Regions from separate parts of the Homo sapiens genome. Here region 1 is linked to region 2. Evidence: chromatin contacts called from ENCODE Hi-C or POLR2A ChIA-PET data. All regions are on one chromosome and are shown on one strand. Each heading gives the region's core, a stretch centred on a gene start or an enhancer-like site at or near the end of the contact. The rest is flanking DNA. Distances are from core to core; before and after follow the strand shown.

The links. A loop is a pair of places that touch in the nucleus more often than their neighbours do. ChIA-PET counts read pairs that join two places held with the same protein, here RNA polymerase II (POLR2A). Pooled maps may share reads with other maps.
Region 1: a pooled map shows a loop between it and region 2 (2.2-fold over the local background). The contact joins the enhancer-like site here to the promoter of LINC00880 in region 2. A Hi-C loop is called at or near these places in 2 of 168 maps with a recorded cell type or tissue (A673 and chondrocyte) and 7 of 50 pooled maps. POLR2A ChIA-PET finds 5 or more read pairs at or near these places in 3 of 52 experiments (AG04449, GM12878 and activated T-cell).

What each region holds. Positions count from the first base shown.
Region 1 is chr3:156,603,399-156,608,385 of GRCh38, reverse strand. No RefSeq gene overlaps it. Among named protein-coding and RNA genes, the nearest start is that of SSR3, 51 kb to the right of the region's middle. Within about 2 kb of position 2,570, at least 24 of the 41 ENCODE cell types and tissues checked have a DNase peak (open chromatin) inside an H3K27ac peak, as active enhancers do; they include A673, where a contact is called at or near this core.
Region 2 is chr3:157,120,184-157,125,248 of GRCh38, reverse strand. LINC00880 (long intergenic non-protein coding RNA 880) reads left to right here and starts at 2,247. Exons shown (of 4, transcript NR_034007.1): 1 at 2,247-2,373.

The DNA of each region.
Region 1 (4,987 bases), core at 1,321-3,820, 520 kb after region 2:
ATGGAGTATGATAAAATTCTTAGCAGTAAAAAAGTAGCATTTGTAAGGGCGTGGAGGTGGCAGTTCGTGAGCAGCAGTGCTGGAAAGAATATGGAAACTTCAAAAAGCCTGGCTAAAGTGACAACTCTAGAAGCCAAATACATAGAGAAGGAAATTTTATTTTATGATCCAGAAACAATTGAACATATCTATGCTATTCAATAATAGAAGACTGGTTGGGTAAATCATGATGTATCTGCTTGTATGAAATACTATGCAGCCTTAAAAATTATGAAGTTGAATATATTTCTTAACATGAAAAGATAAGTGTGATACAACTGGGGAAAGACAGTCTCTTCAAAAAGTGGTGCTGGGAAAACTGTATATCCACATGCAAAGGAATAAAGTTAGATTCTTACGTTCTACCATATACAAAAATTAACTCAAAATAGATTAAAGAACAAAATTTAACACCTATAACTATGAAACTCCTAGAAGAAAACATAAGGGAAATGCTTCAGAACACTGAATTTGGCAATGATTTCATGGCTATGACACCTCAAGCACAGGCAACAAAAGCAAAAGTAGACAAGTGGGACTATATCAAACCTGAAAACTTCTGCACATCAAAGGAAACAATCAACAGAGTGAAAAGGCAACCTGTGGAATGGGAGAAGATATTTGCAAATTATATACCTAATAAGAAGTTAATATCCAGAATATATAAGGAACTACTATAACTCAATAACAAAACCACAAATAAACTGATTTTTAAAATAAGCAAAAGACTTGAATAGATAATTCTCCAAAGACGATGTACGAGTGGCTAACAAACATATGAAGAGAATGCACAACATCACTAATCATAAGAGAAAGATAAATCAAAACCATAATTACATACCACCTCATACCTATTTGGATGGCCAATATCCGAAAAACAGAAAATAACAAATGTTGGCAAGAATACAGAGAAATTGGAATCCTTGCACACTGTTGGTGGGAATGTAAAATGGTTCAACCACTATAAAAACGGTATGGAAGTTCCTCAAAAAATTAAAAATAGAATTGCCATATGATCCAGCATATATACTCACTTCTGGGTATATATCCAAAAGAATTCAAAGCAGGATTTTGAGGAGATATTTGCACACCTAGGTTTATCACAGCATTATTCAAAATAGCCAAGTGGTGAAAGCAACCCAAATGTCTACCAACAGATGAATGGATGAAGAAAATGTATAAAAGTATATACATCTAATGGAATATTACGCTGCCTTAAGAGAGAAGGAAATTCTGTCACATGCTACAACACGGATGAAACTTGAGGACATTATGCTAAACATTCACAAAAGTACAAATACTGCATGATTCCACTCAGATATAGAGTCTAAAATAGTCAAAATTAAACAGAAAGTTGAAAGGCAGTTACTAAGGCAGAGGGGAGAGCGAATTAGCGTTGAACGGGGTTTCACTTTTACAAGATGGAGAAGTCCTAGAGATCTGTTGCACAACAATGTAAATATGCTTAGCACTCCTGAACTATACACTGAAAAATGGTTAAGATGGTAAATTTTAAGTTCTGAGTTTTCTACCACAATAAAATTATTTTTAAAATAGATTACACAACTCTGGTATGTTCTGGTTTAAAAACATATACATGTATGTATATATGCAGTTACTGGCAGTTTATACATGAAACTATTAGTACTAGATATTTATGAAAAATATTTTTCCCTCTACTTTTTTTCTTATTTAAATAAATCCGGATAATGTGTGTGTGTGGAGTACTGAGAAAGGCCTCCGTATCTAGGGGTAAACTGTGGGGACTTTTTCTGGCCAACCAAGCCAGCAGCAAACAGCAGGAAAGCGGGCAAATTTTGGACACAAATACAGCACCAGCCTCTGCCCTGGGTCTCTCCTCCGTTCACCACAGATCTCTTAGAGCTTTTCTTCAGAGCTTGGCCCCCTGCCTGCCCCCTCCCTTTAGCGATGTGTGGGGAAATTTCGTTTTATTTTGTCCTTCTTCCACCTTTTCCAGCCGCCGTGGAGTGCAGCGCTTTGGAACTTGAGCACGCGCGCTGCGCAGCCAGAGCGTCTACACACTGAGCCCGCACAGCTTCTGGGCACACGCACCCCGGGTCGGCCGGCCGGCCGGCCGGCTGGCTCCCCACCGCCCTGGTGAAATGGTTTGTCCCCAGTCGCAAGCTGTTTGGGTTGTTTGGAAATGTCTTTTCCTTGCCTGCGCCTCACCCTGAGCACATCCCCTTGCTTCTGGTAATAGCCTTCTAATAATCGCACGTTCGGCACGTCCTGTGTACCGACCACTCTGGGAAAAGGAGCAGCAGGGAGGCTAGGCTAGGAGCGGCCTAATCCAGGCGCCAGGCGGTCTTTGGAGAAGGGCCCTGTCCTTTGGAGAAGTCTGAAGCTTGCTGGAAATGTTTGATGACCGTTTTCCACTAACTTTTGTCATGCAGAGCCCAGGCTGAAAAAAGCTAGTCATCACATTCCAGTGTGGTCAAGGAGCGGTAAGGCGTGGATCTGAGCTTTCCTGATCCCCTGGTCCCTCTCAGAGCCCCAGTCCCCACCCTCTCCAGCCCTCAGCAGAGGAGAGAAGTGGCCGGGTGCTGGGAGGGGCTGAGGCCCGTTACTAATGAGTGTGACTTGGAAGCTGGACAGGAGAACTGCTTGCTGGTGTACATGTTCCCCCACCCCCACTGCTTTAAGATAAAAAGCAGGAGCCCCCAGAAGGGAAAATACGTGGCCTTTTTTTTTTTTTTTTCCTTTTGGACCTTGGAAACCAAGTGATAAAATAACAGTAATGCGAATGAAACTCTCCCTGAAACACTAATAAGAAAACTAATTGCAGATTCTAGGACAAGTCTCTCAGTGCCTCCAAGTGTTGCCATTTTGCTTACAAAGAAGTGAGATAAAGGGAGACAATGAAATACATTAAGTAGGTCATTGTGGGGGGAAAGTCTGAGTTCTAATGCACTTTCAGTTGTTTTTAGTCTCTTGATTATACCCAATGTTGACTGATACTGGAATCTTATTTCCATGATTGGACACAGTTACAATTTACCTCGATTAGTTATTAAGAATTGCAATGTAAATGTCAGATCGGTAGTACAGAAATTAAGTACAGATTTGCTCTTAGGCAGTTTTGCTTTTATTGGTTAACAGTATGGTGAACAGTAAAGAAAAAGATTGCTTGAAGCATAATTATGCAAATAGAAGCTGTTGCTATATGTTTCAAATGGATTATTTGTAGAAAAATCTATAGTCATCTACAGCAAATATTTAATTAATTTCCAGTCTTCTACTTGGCTAGGAACTTCATCAAATGAAGATGATGCAATCAGCACAAATTTATTGAGTGACACCTCTGTGTGGGATACTGTTCTGATCACCTTCTATTCACTCCATTATTGAAAGAGGAATTCCCCACCCTAAATAGTATGAGATAGTGGAACATCCAGCACCCAACACTGGACAGATGAGATTGATGGCAGTTTATGACTCACATAAGCTCACAGCCTAGGGGAGGACACAGGACACCATGCAGCGTCACTTGGGGTTGCACTCAGGAGTAGAGTGGACAAGCATGGCCTATGGGAGGCAAGTTCTGTAGCAACACAGGCTGGGGTGACCCCTGGTTCCCACTGGAGGATGAGTGGCTTATTTGAATAATTTCACAGGCTGGCAGGGAAGTAGAACCCCTTAGGTTGAAGACCAGGTAGCGTGCAGCTCATTTAGCTAATAGGGAAACTAGCCAGATGAGGAGCCTTTTCCACTGGGGAGGGCCTATCTGGCAAAAGCAGAACTCACAGTTAGTCTTTGGGGGCTCCAGGAAGCTCAAAGATGTCAAGGCAGCACAAAAAACTTTAGGCCTTACACTATAGATCCAAAAGAAGAGTAAGACATAGTCCTTGGCTGTAAAGAACTTGAGTTTTCTAGGCTGGGGTGGGAGTGGGGGTGCCAAACTATTATACATGGTTCTAACTGTAAATACAGGAGGACTTTTGAGCATATAGAGTAAAGTAGGTATAATAACAGCAGCAGACAGACTTCACAGAAAACATGGTGCTTGGCTAGAACTTCAAGGGTGAGTAGGATACGTGGTTGAGGGGAGTCAACCTGGGAAGGGGAAGCATTTTAGGAACGGAACAAGATGAGAATGGTCTTGCTGATGTTTCAAGACTGGTCTATTCATTTATTCAACATGTACTTATTAAGGGCCTGCTTGGCACATGGGCCTTCCAGGTTACAGGGTAAGAAAGAAACTCTAAGGACAGCATGTACCTTGCCAGTTGGACTGTTTGGTCCAAACTGGTGGTGAACTGTGTGGCAGTGGCGGCCAGGAAGGTGTTTAGCTGGGGCCTACCATTCACTGGTAGCCTCAAATGTGGACTTTGGTTGTAATCTCCAATGAGGTGGAACAACCCTGGAAAGATATCAGTGGGATATAAATATATTCAATTTGTAATTGTAATTGTTGTAAACACCCAAAATATACCACAATCTTAACACCCTCTTCAGCTTTTATTTTTTAATATACTAGGACCCTTAAAAAAAAAGGAAGTGGCCCTGGTGTCCCTTAACTTCTGGGAGGCCCTGCTAGCCAGACTGCTCCCCATCCTGCCAGAATGTGGTTGGCTCTTCTGGGCTCACCTCTGGACTCTCTCTTCTCAGGTCTGCACTGAGCATTCCCATTTTTGCACTCCTGGAGCACTTTGGGCTTGTTCTCTCCTGTGGAGCATTTAGTACTTAATGATCCTGCCAACTGAACTACCAGCATGTATGGGCAGCCACAATCAGGAAAAGATGCTTTTAAATTACTGAAGGGAGCACTCTGTTCTTTCCAGCACAGGGTGCTTATTTTCGGGTTGTCCAGCACGAGTGTGTACCCCCAAAGTTATTTATTGGAGACATGTTTCACCTCTTGTACTTGGCAACCAAAGCACAAAGATACATACCAACATGTTCTTAGGTTTGTTCTAATTTTATATCC
Region 2 (5,065 bases), core at 998-3,497:
ATTCATGTTCTCAGCATACTGACAACTCTCTTGAAATAAATTCCCCCTCTCTAGTCCTCCTCATTCACCTCCTCCCCTCTGCTGCACACCCCTGAGGTAGGTGATGGGCTCAGGGTCACTGCTTAGCAAGGTCAGTGTTGATGATCTAGCAACCCTGCATAAAATGTGTAGTGGGCACATAACACCCCTTGTTTTTGGTTTTGAGGAATCAACTGAAACTCTGCAGCAATAGGAAAAGCCCCCCTTAACAGCCTGCTATAGGGCAGTGGAATTTGTTGTGTTTCCCTTTTTGCCTTGATCACCAAGACTGAGTGTAACACTTGCCTGCATAGCTTCTCCTTAGCCTAGATTTCAGAACCTACCTTCCCTCCTTGCTAACTCACTTACATCATCTCTCTTCTGCTTCATCTCCCACATTCATGCTCTGCTGTTGTTCTTTTGCCCTTGTTTTGATGATTCTGTTGCTTGTTCAGTGCTGAAAGCTGATGCGGAGTTATTTATAAGTACATTATAAAAAGAATTTGTAAAATTTTAGTTTAGATTTCCTAGAGGGTAGTTACATGCAACCCAATGAGGAAAACATCAGTGTTTTTTCTGTGAGAAGTTAAAATGCATAGACATAGAGATGGCATTTGTTCCACTAGGAGCTACAATAGTGTTTCTCTTTAATCAGATGAAAGATAGATTGTGTAAGCTTAGGGAAGCATCTTCTGATCAAAAGTTCCACATAATTTGGATAAACATGGAAGGCAAATGTTTAATGCAAAATTTCTTTATTTTCAAAAGAAAATAATGATGGATAAGGAAGCAGAAGCAAGGAGCAAGACTCAGGTGCTGAAGCATGTGACACTATGGAGAGTTCCTCTATAAGAAAGAGGGGAAAAGAAATACCCCTCCCTCTGAGAGTGCCACAGCCTCACATTAGGGATCAGAACAGAGTTACACAAAGTCACCTAGAAGGTGCAGAGTGTCTCTATAGCCTGGAAAAATCAATTAAAACCTCCTTAAGTATATTAATACCAGAGAAAGATTATGTTGATTATGGGAAAATAGGCAGAATAGTGGGAACAGAGAAAAAGGAGCATAACCAAGGCAAAGGACAGCTGATATCTTTTAACATTTAATAAAGAAACTTCTGATGAGGACCCGGCTTTCCTTGGGCCTAGGAGAGGATGCACTGATAAAGTCACAGCATATTATGGCCCTAGGGGAGACTAGTATACTAGAGCTACATTGCCTCATGTAAATGAACAGATAAGCCCTGTAGGTTGGCATCAGTCTTTGGGCCTTGTGTTTAGGATGAAGCAGTCTTGCAGGGCACTGCCTTCCCTTAGAGCAATGGTTTTCAGACTTTCATGGACATCAAATGATGCAGAGGGCTTATTTTGTTGGGCTGTATTCCCAAAGTAACTGATTCACTAGGTCTGGGGTGGGGCCTGGGAATTTGTGTTTCCAGCAAACAAGCTCCTAGGTGATACTAAGCCTGCTGGTCCAGGGATAGACTTTGGGAACCACTAAGAGCATTTCATAGCATTTAAAAATTTCCTTCTCCTACATGCCTAGGAGACCAACTGAATCAGAATCTCTAGGAGTAGGACACAAGCATCAGTATTTTAAAAAACTGTCTAGGTGATTCCAAAGATGACCCCACTACCAGGTCTACCATTCCAAGTGAATGATTTCCAAATGATAGGCAACATAAAAACACCACCATTTGGGCAAGAAAGCATCATTTTTTTTACCCTGCAATAAAATAACAGTGGGATATGAATGGATAACGATAGCTAACAGTTGTTGAATACTTATATTGTGCCAGGATTAAATAATTTGCTCCAAACAACTATCCCCATCTTAAAGGTGATGAAACAGGCATCCCATGAAATTAAGTAACTTGTCCAAGGTCATGCACAAGTAACAGAGCTGGAATTTGAACCCAGGCCCTGCAGCCTCAGAGTCCCTGCACGTGGCCTGAACTATAGGGTACTCTGTGTAACCAGTCTGAGGGAGCATATTAACAGCCTCACTCTCTCTGGGCAGTTTCTATAGTGAACACTGAATGGGCCCCATCATCCAGCCAACTGGGCTATTATCCAGGATTCACCACTTAATAAGTTGCTATGGTTTAAACATTTTTGTCCCCTCCAAAACTCATGTTGGAACTTAATTCCCAAGGCAACAGTGTTGGGAGGTGGGGCCTAACGGGAGGTGTTCATGTCATTAGAGCTCTTCCCTCATGCTTCTGCTATGTGAAGAACAGTGTTTCTCTCCTACAGAGGATGCAGTGTCCAGGGCATCATCTATGAATGGAGACAACCTTTACCGGACACCAAACCTACCAGCACCATGACCTTGAACTTTCCAGCCTTCTGAACTGTGAGAAATACATTTCTGTTGTTTATAAATTACCTAGTTTTTGGAATTCAGTTATAGCAGGACAAAATGGACTAAGACAACAGTGATGCAATTTGATCAAGCTCTTTAGCCCTTCTGAGCCTGTTTTCTCATGGGGAAAATGCATATAAATGTGTCTAAATCAGAGGCCTGCTGGTAAGGCTAAAAGAAATTTGCCAAGGAGTGCCTAGCACAGAGCCGGGGTTCAGGAGACATTCACTCCCTTCCTCTTTTCCATCAGCTTTTCCTCTAAGGGTCCTCAGAACCCCAAAGAGTTTTTCCCAGTTGCTTCTTGGGCATCTTTGTAAGTACAGCTCTCTTGAGAACTGGCAGACACCTTTGACTGAAGAAATAAGTTCTGGGGAAATAAAGTTTTCCTGCTGGATGGAAGGAAGCACAGATGTTAGGCTTCGTTGAAAAATGAGTTCAGCTCATGACAGTTGAAAGTAAGGAAATCTGTGCTGCTACTTGAAGGAAAATAAGAACTGATTCCTGAGCTGTGGTTTCCCGGCATATCTCAGAGCAGCTGCATTGCATCAGGGGTCTGGGTATCAGATGGGGCTTCCACAGCTACAAGGTGTGCTGTGAGTCAGTTGTTACTAATAAAACAAAGTACTGAAGCTTGTTAGTGACTCACAAAATAGTAATGCATTAGATGAGATATGCATTGCTGTTTGAGAGTACTCTTGAGAGGGGCAGAGCCTTGTTTGCTGGGATTGTACACAATTCTGGGTAGGCCTTTGGTAAGGTAACTTGCAGGTGTCACCTGAACCAAATGCCAAAGCCGAGAATGATTGTATATGCCATTTAAAAGCAGATTGAAAGAACATTTTGAGGAAGTCTAGAATAACTAATTTTTATATCTTCCTACTTCTGCGATTTTTTAAAGGGAATCATAAAAGAATATATAGGTACCTTAAAACAAAGATGGGATGAATAACTTAGAGAAAGAAATATCTGATGGTGGTTGGGGGAAAGGGAGATGTAGGGTAAGAACTATGTCAGAAAATGTAGGCTAAGGAGGATCCTCAAAATTAAGTTCTGAGATTCCTAGGCAAAAAGAATAGTCCCATGCATTCCACAGCTTTCATTAACTGAAAAAAGAAAACATAGGCAAACTTCATTCTAGTACTAAAGTCCAAGTGGAAATTAGTTGCAAGGAATTTTTTATGTGAAGCAACATAATGAATATCTATGGCAATTTTACAGATAATTTAAAGCTGTTTTTCACCCGATCATTTCTTAAAATGACACTGGGTAAAGCTAAGGGGCATAATGCTAAATGATGTAAACAAACACTGTATTGAGTACCAAAGTGACTTAAGCCAGGAAGGGACTTCAGTGACTCCAGGGAGGAAAAAGTTTAGAGAACTGCAAAGTACCCTACATGCTATCCTTGCTGTTTTGGCAACATCTATACCCCTTTTAAAATGCAAAGATAAACTTTAAGAGCACCATTTAATAGCTCTTTAATGAAACTATGTTTAACCTGAGCAAGTTGTTGTGTATGCAAGATACTGGAAACGCCTTCTGTGGAAGGAAAGGCAAGTACAACTTTGTGCTTCTATTTGGATAAAAGGTTTTGAAGTGAAAGGCATTTGTGCAAATTACAAGCAGATTTTCAAGTCTAGAAAAACAAAAATCTCAACTGTGGATTAAGTTCTATTTTTTAACAAAAGTGAAATACTCTGCTTTAATTTCAGAAGTTAAAAAATCCTTTTTAACAACAGCAAAAAGGGGACCTGTTTTGAATTTAAAAGAAGTAGAGTGAGACAAGTTAGGAAAAAAAGAATTACCATTGCCTTTCTAAATTTATTATTATCATAATTGTCATTAAGTGTATTCGTCTTTCTTTAGGGTAAAGAGAGCTTTCCGATGGCCAAAATTTACTAGTCACTGAATTGTGTCCCAGGACACCCTTCAATAAAACTTGGCCTAAAGAAGCTTCAAGTTCCCTTCAAGTTCGAGGGCAGAGTCTGGGGTTCAGCCCAAGCCACTGGCATCCCTGAAGGGGCTGCAGGGCTCCTGACTCCAGGACCTCCTGGCATCCCGAATGCATGACCTCTCATGCCCGCCGCAGCACCTGCAATCTTGCCGGTGCTGCTTGGATTGCTGAGCAAACACTTGTTATTTGCGAAAGTACAAGGTTCAGTCTGTCAAACAGGGAAAACCAAACACCGAAGCACAGGAGCAGATAAGAGGGCCATGGTTGTGAGACCCACGCGGGCTCAGAGCGCGGCGGCGGGGCCCGGGCCTACCCGGCGCATGGGGGCTAAGGTGCAGCTAGGCAGGCCACGCGGCGCGGGCGGACGGCCTGGCCCGCGGAAACAGGCGCATAGGGCGGGAAAGTTCACCCGCCTTGCGGCGGCGACCGTTCTGGGTCGAACCGGCCATTGTAAGCCGCGCCGCTGGCGACCCGCCTGGGACCCCTTCGTGCCTTGGCCTTGGGGGGCCAAACACATCCCGAACGCCGTTCCCACCTTGCAGATTCTTGCAAGCTGCGGGTCCTACCTTGCTTCCCACGGGCTGATAACCCTGAACGTTCCCAGCGGGTAGAGGGCTTGCCACCTGCTGCTGAGCTGCGCTGCAGGCTTCCCCCGCCTCCTGCCGTAGGTCTAAGCCCAGAGACCAGAGGGGCCTTGGGCCTTGGCGCGCTGCCGCCGCCAGGGCACCG